Regions from separate parts of the Homo sapiens genome. Here region 1 is linked to region 2. A link is a loop called in an ENCODE intact Hi-C map of the cell type or tissue named here. Cell type or tissue: CD4-positive, alpha-beta T cell. All regions are shown on one strand. Each heading gives the region's core, and the rest is flanking DNA. Links, peaks and the distances in the headings are about the cores only.

Evidence for each region. Peaks named below come from ENCODE experiments on the same cell type or tissue, not always from the same donor. Only the 100,000 strongest peaks of a DNase experiment are listed, where the experiment ranks them.
Region 1: a loop joins it to region 2, with 24 times the contacts of the local background. A loop is called at or near these places in 2 of 110 quality-filtered maps.

The regions. Positions count from the first base shown.
Region 1 is chr11:114,277,858-114,283,228 of GRCh38, reverse strand. It overlaps a transcript of NNMT not described here. Among named protein-coding and RNA genes, the nearest start is that of NNMT, 16 kb to the left of the region's middle. In CD4-positive, alpha-beta T cell, for the core only: a CTCF peak has its summit at 2,329; a DNase peak (open chromatin) is centred at 2,428.
Region 2 is chr11:116,274,228-116,279,598 of GRCh38, reverse strand. No RefSeq gene overlaps it. Among named protein-coding and RNA genes, the nearest start is that of LINC02151, 220 kb to the left of the region's middle. RefSeq lists an enhancer at 3,034-3,984. In CD4-positive, alpha-beta T cell, for the core only: CTCF peaks have their summits at 2,758 and 2,960; a DNase peak (open chromatin) is centred at 2,828; H3K4me3 peaks cover 348 bases.

The sequences.
Region 1 (5,371 bases), core at 71-5,070, 2.0 Mb after region 2:
GAGACATCCATGTCTCCTTCATATAGAGACCTGTGTGAGAATTCCTATGGGGGGCATTCCCAGTAGTAGAACTGGTGAATCCTAAGGTATCCACATATTTAATTTGAGTAAGAACCACCAGATTGCCCCCAGCAAGGCTATACCAGTCTACACCCCCATCAGCAGTGCATGAGGTTCCCTGTATCGGCACACCCACTCCCATCCCTACCATCAATTTTTAGAATGATCTGCTATACTAATTTTTGCTAGTCTAATGAGAATAAGTGAAGTTGTACACTTTCTCTGATGAGTTTGAGCACTTCTAAACATGCATATCAGTATCAGTGAGATAAGCTAAGTGATGTAACAGACCTCAAACCTCAGTGGCTTAACAAAATAAATGTTTGTTTTCACATCACAGACCATGATGGCAGGCAAGGGAAGGGTACTCCCCCAGTGGTCCTTTCGGCACTCAGACTTCTTCCATTGTGTGGCTCTAAGGCCCCAGAGCCTTCCATTGGATTCTCTTCATCTAGCCCTCAGAGGAGGGGAGAGAGCTCTCGGAGGAGATTGGAATGCGAGGGTTTTGAGGACACAGCCTAAGTAGTGCCATACATTAATCTGTTAATATTCTTTGGGTCAGAATTCCATCACATGGCCTGAGGCAAGGGGGCTGTGAAATACAGCCTGGATGTGTGCTGAAAAAAGGACATGCAAATTGGGGAGGAGTTAGACAATCTCTGTCACAAAATGCTTGCTAGCTTTTGGAGTTTCCTCTTCTATACATTTCCTGGTCATATTCTTGCTCCTTTTTGTCTTTAGACTTTTTCCTATTGTTGATTTGCAGTAGTTCCTTGTATATTCTAGAAAATATCTGTCCCCTGTTGGTTTTATTCACTGTAAATATTTCTTCCAGTCTGTCCACCTGATCACTTTGGCAGGAATCTAATTATCAAGCAGGAATCTAATTTTTTTATTGTTTTTGTATTTGTTTACAATTTTGGGGTATTTGTTTGTTCGTTTGTTGAGACAGGGTCTCACTCTGTGGCCCAGGCTGGAGTGCAGTGGTGCAATCACAACTCATTGCAGCCTTGACCTCCTGGGCTCAAGCGATCCTCCCATCTCAGGCTCCTGAGTAGCTGGGACTTCAGGTGCATGCCACCATGCCTGGCGTTTTTAATTTCTAGTAGAGTGGAGATCTCACTACATTGCCCAGGCTGGGGTTTATGATCTTAACCTCTGGATTCCTCTTGAGTGTACTTCATTTCAGGCACAGAAGTCTTTAGTCACTTTACCTTCCTTTGTCAATTTCCTCATCAGTCTCTAGTTCGCACAGGAGTCACTTGTTCAGGCACAGTGAAGAAGACATTCCCCCAGAGAAAAAGGCCTGCCAGAAAGCTAATTTCCCTGCCTCTAATTCTCTTTTTTGGCATCCAATTTCCCCTAATCCTGTAGTCCCTAGCCTAGAAAAACTCAGTTCTCCAAAGCCCCTGTGGAAATGTGCAAACCTGTTCAAGAAGCCCTTTCAACTGGCTGAAGAGGGAGACAAGAGCCAGCTCATGGAGTGTGTATCTATTAAAATGGTTGCAACAGTAAACAGTGCCAAACTGGAACTTTCTCAAACACACTGGAACTTCTAATCCCTCTCATGTTGTGTCTTGACTTTGATTTCTTGCTCACACTGTCTGACCCTTTGCCTGAAAAGCCCTCCCTCCCTTTGCTTGTCTAAATTCTTTTATCTTTAATAGTCAGCTTGGGCATGAATTCCAGGAAGACTTCATTGACCTCCCTCCACCATACCCCCAGGGCTAGGTTAATGGACCTCCTCTATACTCCCCAGTGCTCTGAACATCTCTCTCTCACTAAACTTGCCACATTATGCTCCAATGGCCACTTGTCCACTAGAAGGTAAGCTTTTTGGAAGAGCCTGAATCCCATTCATCTTTGTATTCCTCCCACTTGCATGGGCCCTAACGCACGGATTGGCCTTAATAGCCATTGAACGGATCTAGTGAGCTAATTGTGCCCCATCTGCTGCAATTGGTCCTACTGCCCCAGCTTCGTGGGTTTTAAGGAGGTTTTTACTACAGCAGAGAGAGGCTGGAAGAATTCTCCTCCAGAGGCCAGCTAGTGTGCCCCTCCCTCGGTCTGTCATCCAGGCAGCATATGGGCTAGCCTACGTCCCTAGTGGGACCCTGGGCCAGCAGGTCTGGGTTGGCTTTCCTGGGCCTCAGCTTCTGTGGTGGAGGTGAGGCAACATGTAGAATACATGGCCGGGTGGAGGTCAGGGCACTCTGCGCTGGCTGCGGCCTTCCTCTTCCTGGTTCCCTCATTCAGTGGTCAGGATCTGGGAGAACAGGAGTGCAGGCTGCCGGCAAATGAGCAGGCCGGGGACAAGCAAAGGAGGGAAGAGCCCTCCCACCCCACTGGCCCTGCAGCCCCCAAGCTCAAGACTTGGCTGCCCTCTTGTGCCCAGAGAGTGAAAGACAAGGGAAATAATCCAAAAACAGGTCTTGGTCAGGTGCCTGCAGCCATCCTGCTGTCCTTGTTCCTCCTTTTCCCAAAGGGCACATCGCAGAGACACACATTCAGCAGGATGACCTGCCTTGTCCCCAAGAATGGACCACCCACCCCAGTCACTGCCTGTACCTTCCCCTGAAGGTCTGAGTACCTAAGACCCTTCTCTGGAAGGGAAAAAGGAAGGGCTTGAAAATGAATAAGGGGATTCTCTGGGGCAGGGCGGGCAGACAGGGTGTGCAACAGGCAGGATCAGCTCCTGTCTGCCTGTAGATTCTGCTTTCAGAGGTGTTCTCTGCTCCACCTTTGGAGAGCTCTGGTCCAGTGAAAGGGTGACTACTGGGCTTAGCACCCTTGCCCTAGGGGCTCCCGGCTCACACACCACCATCTGGCTGTGTGAGCCCAGCCCAGGTCTGTCTATCCCAGGCACTTGTACTCAGCCCTCCCTCCAGCCCTCTGCCCCAGGTACTCTCCACAGTGCCATTCTTTCTACTTTTAGGGCTTCTCCCATTCTGAAAATCATGTCCTCATCTTTATTTGTTTATTTTCTCATTGTCTGCCTTCCCTTCCCTTCCCAACTAGAATGAGAGCAGGGCCCTCCCTGTCTGACTCATTCTCCATGGCCTCAGAATGCAGAATGGGGCTTGGCACATAGCAGACTCTCAGTACATGTTTCCTGATCGAGGTTTCCCAAACACGCTCAGCATCCTTCCGTGACCCCACCTTTGTCACGTGGCTTCTTCCACCTGAAACACCTTCGACGCCCTAGTCCACCACCACCTTCATCTCACCACCTGCCTGGCAACCTGCTAGTTCCTGTTAGTTCAAAGTCAGTGTGGACATGTTACCTCTTTGTAAAGACTCCATTATCTCCCCCAAATTAGGCATTTCTTTCTGTGCGCTCTCACCTCCTATAAACTGCTGCCACTACTGTCTGCAAGCCCAGCGAGGGCAAAAATTGTTATCCTCACATTCTTAGTACCTGGCAAATGATATATGAATACTTATTGGTGAAGTCTGATTGCAGGGGCTCCTAGAGCCACGCCTGAGCTACCTTCCTAGCACTGTCTCCTTCTGCTCTGGCATAGGGAGCCCACCCTTGAGCCAAATGAGCCAAATGAAACATCACATCATTCACCCAGCATCTTCCTAAACTCCCCTTGGATGGGGTTAACACTCAGCCTCTAGTCCCATCTGCTGCAAGCTTCTTCTGGTATCCAACTCCTGATCTGACCCCAGCACCATGCTTTTAGCAGTGTTGTTTCCTCTAGCAGGAATGCCTTTCCAACCATCACCCTCCTTTAAGATTCATCTTCGCTGCAGCTTCCTCCATGAAGTCTTCTCCAGTTCCCCAGCAGGAACTAATCCCTCCCTCTTCTGTGCTTCCCATCATCCCCTTGTATTAGAATTAGCAAATTCTGCCTTGTAGTAGAGTCCCATGCCTACTCAGTGGGGACTTAATAAAAGCACGCTGTGTGTTTTTTAATAAATTCAGTGAATTGTAAGCTCTTCACTGTCACTAGCCACGCCTTGTACATGTCAGTATCACCCTCTCTCCCGTGAGGCCAATAGCAATACCTACTCACACTGGGCCCACGTGTATATGGTGACTTGAGGATCAAAGGAGCCAATAGTCTCCCAATGTGAATGTTCACATAACTAACACCAGGTCCTTAGAAGAACCTATCGCAGGACACACACCCTCGTCCTGGGTGGCCCAGGCTGGTCCATCCTACTTTATGCAGCAAGGGGAGCACCAGGCAACCCAGTCTTGCGTAGGGCACCTGCCCTGGAAACCCTGCACATGTGCCTGGCTGCCTTGTTCTTTGCCTTATGCCTTCCCATCCCATAGCAGCTTTCTGGCTGCACACTCCTGTGTACACTTGGAGCTCCCCTTGGAAGGAGTTAACACTCAGCCTCTGGTCCCATCTGCTGCAAGCTTCTCCTGGTATCCAACTTCTGATCTGACCCCAGCACCTGGGATACAACCTCATTCATCACCCATGTGGTGACACCACTGACAGATCTAGCCACTCTCCACTACCTGAATCACCACACATACATGTGCACACACTCACATATGCACACATAATACACACACACACACACACACACACACATGAGTATTAGGTCCACCTCCCACCCCTACCAACAGTCACCTCTGGTACTCTCTGCCTGCTTGGAGCACTGGCCTGTTCTATCACACCAGGTGCCCAGAACATTAGTAGTGCCTTCTAGGGACAGTGCCACAACCTTTGTACCTAAGTACAAAGAGAACATTCTTGATGTAGCTGATATAATTTGGATATTTGTCTCCTCCAAATCTCATGTTGAAATGTAATCCTTAATGTGGGAGGTGGGACCTGGTAGTAGGTGTTTGAGTCGTGGGAGCAAATCCCTCATGAATGGCTTAGTGCCATCCTCACAGTAACGAGTGAGCTCTTTCACAAGAGAGCAGATCGTTTAAAGAAGCCTGGCATCTCCTCCTCTCTCTCTTGCTCCCTCTCTCGCCGTGTGAAATGCCTGCTCCTCCCTTGCCTTCCGCCATGATTGTAAGCTTCCTGAGGCCTCAACAGAAACTGAGCAGATGTTAACGCCATGCTTGTACAGCCTGCAGAACCATGAGCCAAATAAAGCTCTTTTCTTTATAAATTTACCCAGTCTCAGGTATTCCTTTACGGCATTGCAAAATGGACTAACATAGCAGCCAACATATTTCTTCTTTTAGTAATGGGTAAAGGGTAAGGTAAAAACTACCGATGTCAGAACTAACGGAGAGAAAAAGAGGCAGAGTAGGTGCATGAGGCAGAATGTGGTCAAGGGCTTACGTGTTGCAACTATGTTTAGCATGAGGACCAACCCTGGGCAAAGGTTC
Region 2 (5,371 bases), core at 180-5,179:
GATCACAGTTTCCTTAGTCTCAGGAGCACTGCAGTGCCACACAGGCCTGGGGAAGAAGTCCAGCTCCCTGCTCACAAGTCTGACTTTGGTTTCAGCAGCGTATGTGGGGGCTAGGAGTGGTCAGGGGCCTGGGCGCCAGGAGCTCTGGCTTTGGTGTCAGAACAAAAGCTATTGGGTTTATCTTCCTTGAGACCATTAGACTTGGGGCACTGGTGTGAGGCCAGCGGCTGAGGTTCTTAGGGAGGATGGGGTTCCTGGGGGAGCTCAGGGAACCGCTCAACTCCTACCATTTTCCAGACATCCTTTCTCTATGCCTTTCTTTGACCCCTGCCAAGGCTGTTTTTCCAGTATCACAGACTAGGACTGAATTCTGAGTTTGTCTTGTCCATTTCTTCATCTCACTCAGGAATCTGCTGAGCCATCCAAGCAGATGAGAATCTTCTCTTTTGAGGCTCCCCAGGAGGCAAGCTACACCCTTTCCTTCAAATATCTTTTCCAATTCCCTATTTTCATTACCGCTAGAGGAAGACGACGAAGTCCAGGTTCTGGCACCACATTTTATTAGGCAGGCAACAGCAGAACATCAGGAATTTGTAGTCAGAAAAGCAATATGGTTAGATGTGAGTTTTATAGACAGTTCTGATGGGGGAGGGTGGGGACTGTGCAGGTGTGGGTGAGGCGCGACTGGGTGAGGCGCGACTGTTGTCAGGCCAGGGCCAAAGGCACTGGGGTGAGGGGATGGTATGTGGACAACATGACGCCCTGTGAAGACACACCTGGAAGGTCATAGGACTGAGGGGCAGGGATCAGCCTTCAGATGCTTAGAGACTATCCTGATCCTTTGTGTCTCCATGAAAAAGCATCTCTGTTCCCTTTGCTTGGCTCCAAAAGTAACCAGCATCTTTCTTCATTCTTGGGCACACATCTGACTCCTCGTCTTCCAAGCTGTGCTCATGCCAGGATCAGATTTACCATTAGATTATGACTTCCACTGATATGTTGAGATGTGGAGTAGAAAATGCTGGAGTCCACCCTGTGGATTTCTGGGGTCCCTGCCTCTCCAGCCCCGGCACAACTTCTGCCTGGCTTCAAGGGTCCTGAGGAGGGCTGGCTAGCTGACTCAGACCTGGGGACCCCCACTTCAGAACCCCCCACCCCTCCAGTTGGGTATCTTCAAAGGAATCTTTGGTGTCACAGACCAAGTCAGCAGGGGCTGGGAGGGAGCCTGGAGCTTTATTAACTAATCTCTGGTACTTGAGTAATTTATTATGTTTAAGCTGGTGCCATCAAGTCTCTCAGCAGTGCCCGCGTGCACTGGGAAATAAATTAAAGGCTGTCCAGAGATACTTGGATCATCTGTGTGATTGCTGGGCTGGTGAGATGGAGGTTTAAGGCTCTCTCTTCTTGCAAATTGGAAATTAGGAATTAACAAGACAGCAGGCCAAAGAGCTTCGGTGGTGGTGGTGACTTGGCTGCAGGGCCAGGGCTGGGGGAGGGAAGGCTGCCACCAGGGAGGGCGGAATAGCAGATCCCAGCCAGAGTTTCCAGGGCATGGGTGGGCTAGATGAGGGGGCTCTTCCTGGGCCTGAGCAGCAGGTGGCAGGGATTTTTCCACCTCTTGAAAAAGGTTAAATGGGTAATGGAAAGAGCCCTAGCCTGGAAGCCTGAAGACTTGTTCTGGCCCCAGCCCTGCCACAGCCCCTGTGTGACATTGAACAGTCTCTTCCTGTCTCTGGGCTTCAGTTTCCTCATCTGCAACAGGAGGAGGTGGGATTCAGGGCCCACTTATCCATGAGCACAGCAGGCATGCAAAAATGTTTTAATTTCTTTTAAAGTCAGAAGAGAAAGAATACGCTTTTTGGTTGAGGAAAATATTTTTAATATATAATATTAATACATTCATCTTGATACCAAAGCAGTCATTATATACATATATTTATATAAATGTATAAATTATATAAATATATAAATATATATATATATATATATATATATATATAGAGAGAGAGAGAGAGAGAGAGAGAGAGAGAGAGAGAGAGATAAGAGTTCTGCTCTGTTTTCCAGGCTGGAGTGCAGTGGCATGATCTCGGCTCACTGCAATCTCTGCCTCCCAGGCTCAAGCCATCCTCCCACCTCTGCCTCCCAAAGTGCTGGGGTGCTGGGATTGCAGGCGTGAGCCACCTTGCTTGGCCATAAAATAGGATTTAAATATGAATTTGTGTGCGTGGAGGAAGAGGCCCATGAAGACGAAGGTGCTAAGGGTCCCACGGAACTCATGATGCAGCCTCTGTTAAATGAGAAGATCCCAAAGGCCCTTCCTGCCCCAGTACACTTGCCTGTCCCATCCATTTGCCGACTTCGGCTTATCCGGGCTCTGGTGAGCTCCGGGCGCAGGGACTCATCTTCCTGTCAGTCCGCCCTACTCCTGCGGTAGGAGCGGTGTGCACAGCCCCACTGTGGCCGGTGGTGGGGCCAGGAGTGGAATGCAGGCTTTAGGCCTCTCCATGGCCCCAAGCTGCTGCTTCCTGATAGATGCCCAGGGAAGGGGCGTGTGAGCCCCTTGGGAGACCGAATCTCTTCTTTCCCAAATCCCTCGGATCAGGCCCTCCCCGGGGGTCTTCTGCCTCAGCCCTTGAACTCGACCCACCCCTACCTTCTGCTTTTCTGCCCTCACAAACTCAGCAGTGCCTAGAAGGGCCCTGGGCAGGGCTCCGCGCCTTCAGGGTCTGCTCTGCGGGAGCCAGCGGGCACCCGGGTGTGGGGCCCTCGGCGCGGGACAGCATGGCCCTCAAGAGCCCCAGCCTGTAGTTGGGTGGCCTCACCACCAGGTGGCAGGCTTGCTCTACACTGATGCATTGGCAGGAGCACTTACCTGGCAGTGGCCGCAGGGGTCGGAGGATGCCAAATCGGCCCGCGGCTGGGGGATTATTGAGGCCAGCGCCTGCGGCTTCAGAAGCAGGGCGGAGGTCTCTCCCACTCGGCGTGGGGCTCCTGCTGGGATTCTGTCTCCAAGGGCACCTTGATTTCCTAGAAGTGCCTCCAGGCCGCTGTCGGTGTGGGCCAGAGTGCGCCCCCTGGAGGAGGGAGGGCTGAGTTGCCTCCTCGGGGTTTGGTGTGTGCGCGGTTGGCTGGACTGGGTGGAGGGCTGGGGACACCGAGAGGGGCCTGATGATATCTTTGGAGGCATCCCAAGGACCCTGGTTCTGCACAGAAAGGTGACTCCCACCCAGCTGGCCCTGGTTTTAGGCATGGTGAACGCTTGATTGTGGTGTCGGCTCCACACCCACCACCTAGACTATCCCTGCTGTGGGCAGGGCCGCTTGGGAGGCCCACTGGCGGCAGGGCAGCCTGAGCGTCATCCTCTCGCACCCCTGACGAGCACGGCTGCGGCACTGTCCCTCCAGCACCCTGGGCTGTCCCCGAGGGGCCCCAGGAGCCAGGGCTCAGGCCACAGTCGAGCCCAGGGCCCTGTCTTCCCCAGGAGCAGAACAGGAAAAGACCCAGGCCCTGGTCAATAGAGTGCCAAGGAGAAGAGATGAGAGTGAGGGGTGAAAGACAGACATGGTGGCAAGTGAAAGTGAGGCTGGCCACGTCCCGCGGGGCTCCCTGGGAGCAAGTGTGAAGGCCTCAGGTCCTGGGGAAGAAAGTGGGAGGTCCCTGCCTCTGCTGGGCGCTTCTTTGTCTCAGGCAGCAGGAGCTCTCCCCAGGCCTGGAGTCCTCTTGGGGTTCCTGAGTGACATCTGGAATGCCCTGTCCTGTCACTAGCCAGCCAGGGCCTGAGTCAGAACTGGTGACTCACATGCTTCTTTCTGTGATGTCTTCGTGCCCTTTGTGAAAGTCAAAAGCCCCAGAAGTCAGCCCTGGGCCCTTCTCCCTGTCTCCCTCACCTGCCTGTGTGCCCTCCTTGGTGCACTGGTTCCCAGCCTGCCCCCTGTCCTCCCCACTCTGTCTTGGTTGAGAGATCTGCTCTCTGCTCTTGTTCCAGAAATACTGATGACTTTTTTGTGCAGTGCGCTCTGTCCCACCCATTCCAATGGCATCCGATTTCGAGAACTCAACTTTGAGGCTCCATGTCAGCACTCACTCAGACCCTTCCTCCCAGGCTTCTGTGTGTTCTTGGGTCAGGAGGATCAAGCCAGGCCTGGATGCGGAGTCAGGTTAGGGTACAAAGGCTCAGATGGTCCCCAGGGTCTCTCACCCTTGCAGATCCACCAGGACAGGTCTGGACCAGAGACTGGGAGAGACAGAGAAGAGGGAAAACAGAGAGCGCCATGCTGGGGAGGGGAGTGGTCTGGGAACAGACAGAGAAAAAGATAGTAGACGGATGCAGAGGAAGAGAGGAAGACAGAGAAGAAGAGTGTGTGTGTGGGAGACAGAGAGAGGGAGGGAGGGAGAGAGAGAGAGAAAAGAGACAGAAAGAGAAAGGAAGAAGACACAGAATAGAATAACCAAAAAAATCAGAGTGGGGGAAGGATGGAAATTAAATACATTACAAACTGAGGAAGGAGGAAAACGAAAGGAAAATAACAGAAAATACCCAAAAGACAGAAAGGATGAATGTAGAGGCAGGCACACACAAACATGGGTGTGAACAGCTGTGTGCATGCGAACACACACACACACACACACCCCTGCTCTGGTCACCGTCCTGGTCCTGTGCTGATCTTGCCTTAGCGTCTCTCTCCCTCTGACCTGCCTTAGGTTCCTAAGAAGGGCGTGGCCTCCTGGTGTTGCCTGTTCCCTGGCCCACCCCCTGCCCACCCCCAGAGATTTCACTTAGGCTGGGATGCACAGAGGAGGCCAAAATCTTTATGCCTCACACTTGTCACCCAAAATTGGATCTAACCGCCTCTCTCCCTTCCTTTCTCCCTCCTAGTTTCCTTAGTAACTGACAGTTCCCCAGTGAATGCCAGGCCCTGGGTGACAGACCGCTGTCACCATCACAGAAGCACTTTCTCTCTCTCTCTCTCTCTCTCTTTCTCTCTCTCAACTGTCCCCCTCAAAACCACATAGACTCACAGACTTGGGCGGGGGTGTGGGGATGCCTGGGTAGGCTCAGGGGTAATTAAAACATGTACCATTTATTCCGTAACAGGCAGCAGAACTTTAATTACTCACTCTGAAGGTGAGGGTGTGAGCAAGGAGGTGGCTACGGGGGGGTTGGGGAGGGGGCTCAGAACGTGTCTGCTTTTCTTCTTTCCTTTTCCATTTGCCCAACTTGGATTGGAGAGGTGGGAGGTGGGTCTGGGAAAGTGAGGGGGTGCTGAGTGCGTGTGGGGGAGAAGCAGAGGGTGAAACCTGATTGTGTTCATTAAGGCAACACAAAACTGGGAGCGGTAATAATAATTAATTATAAAAGCAATTTGCTTTT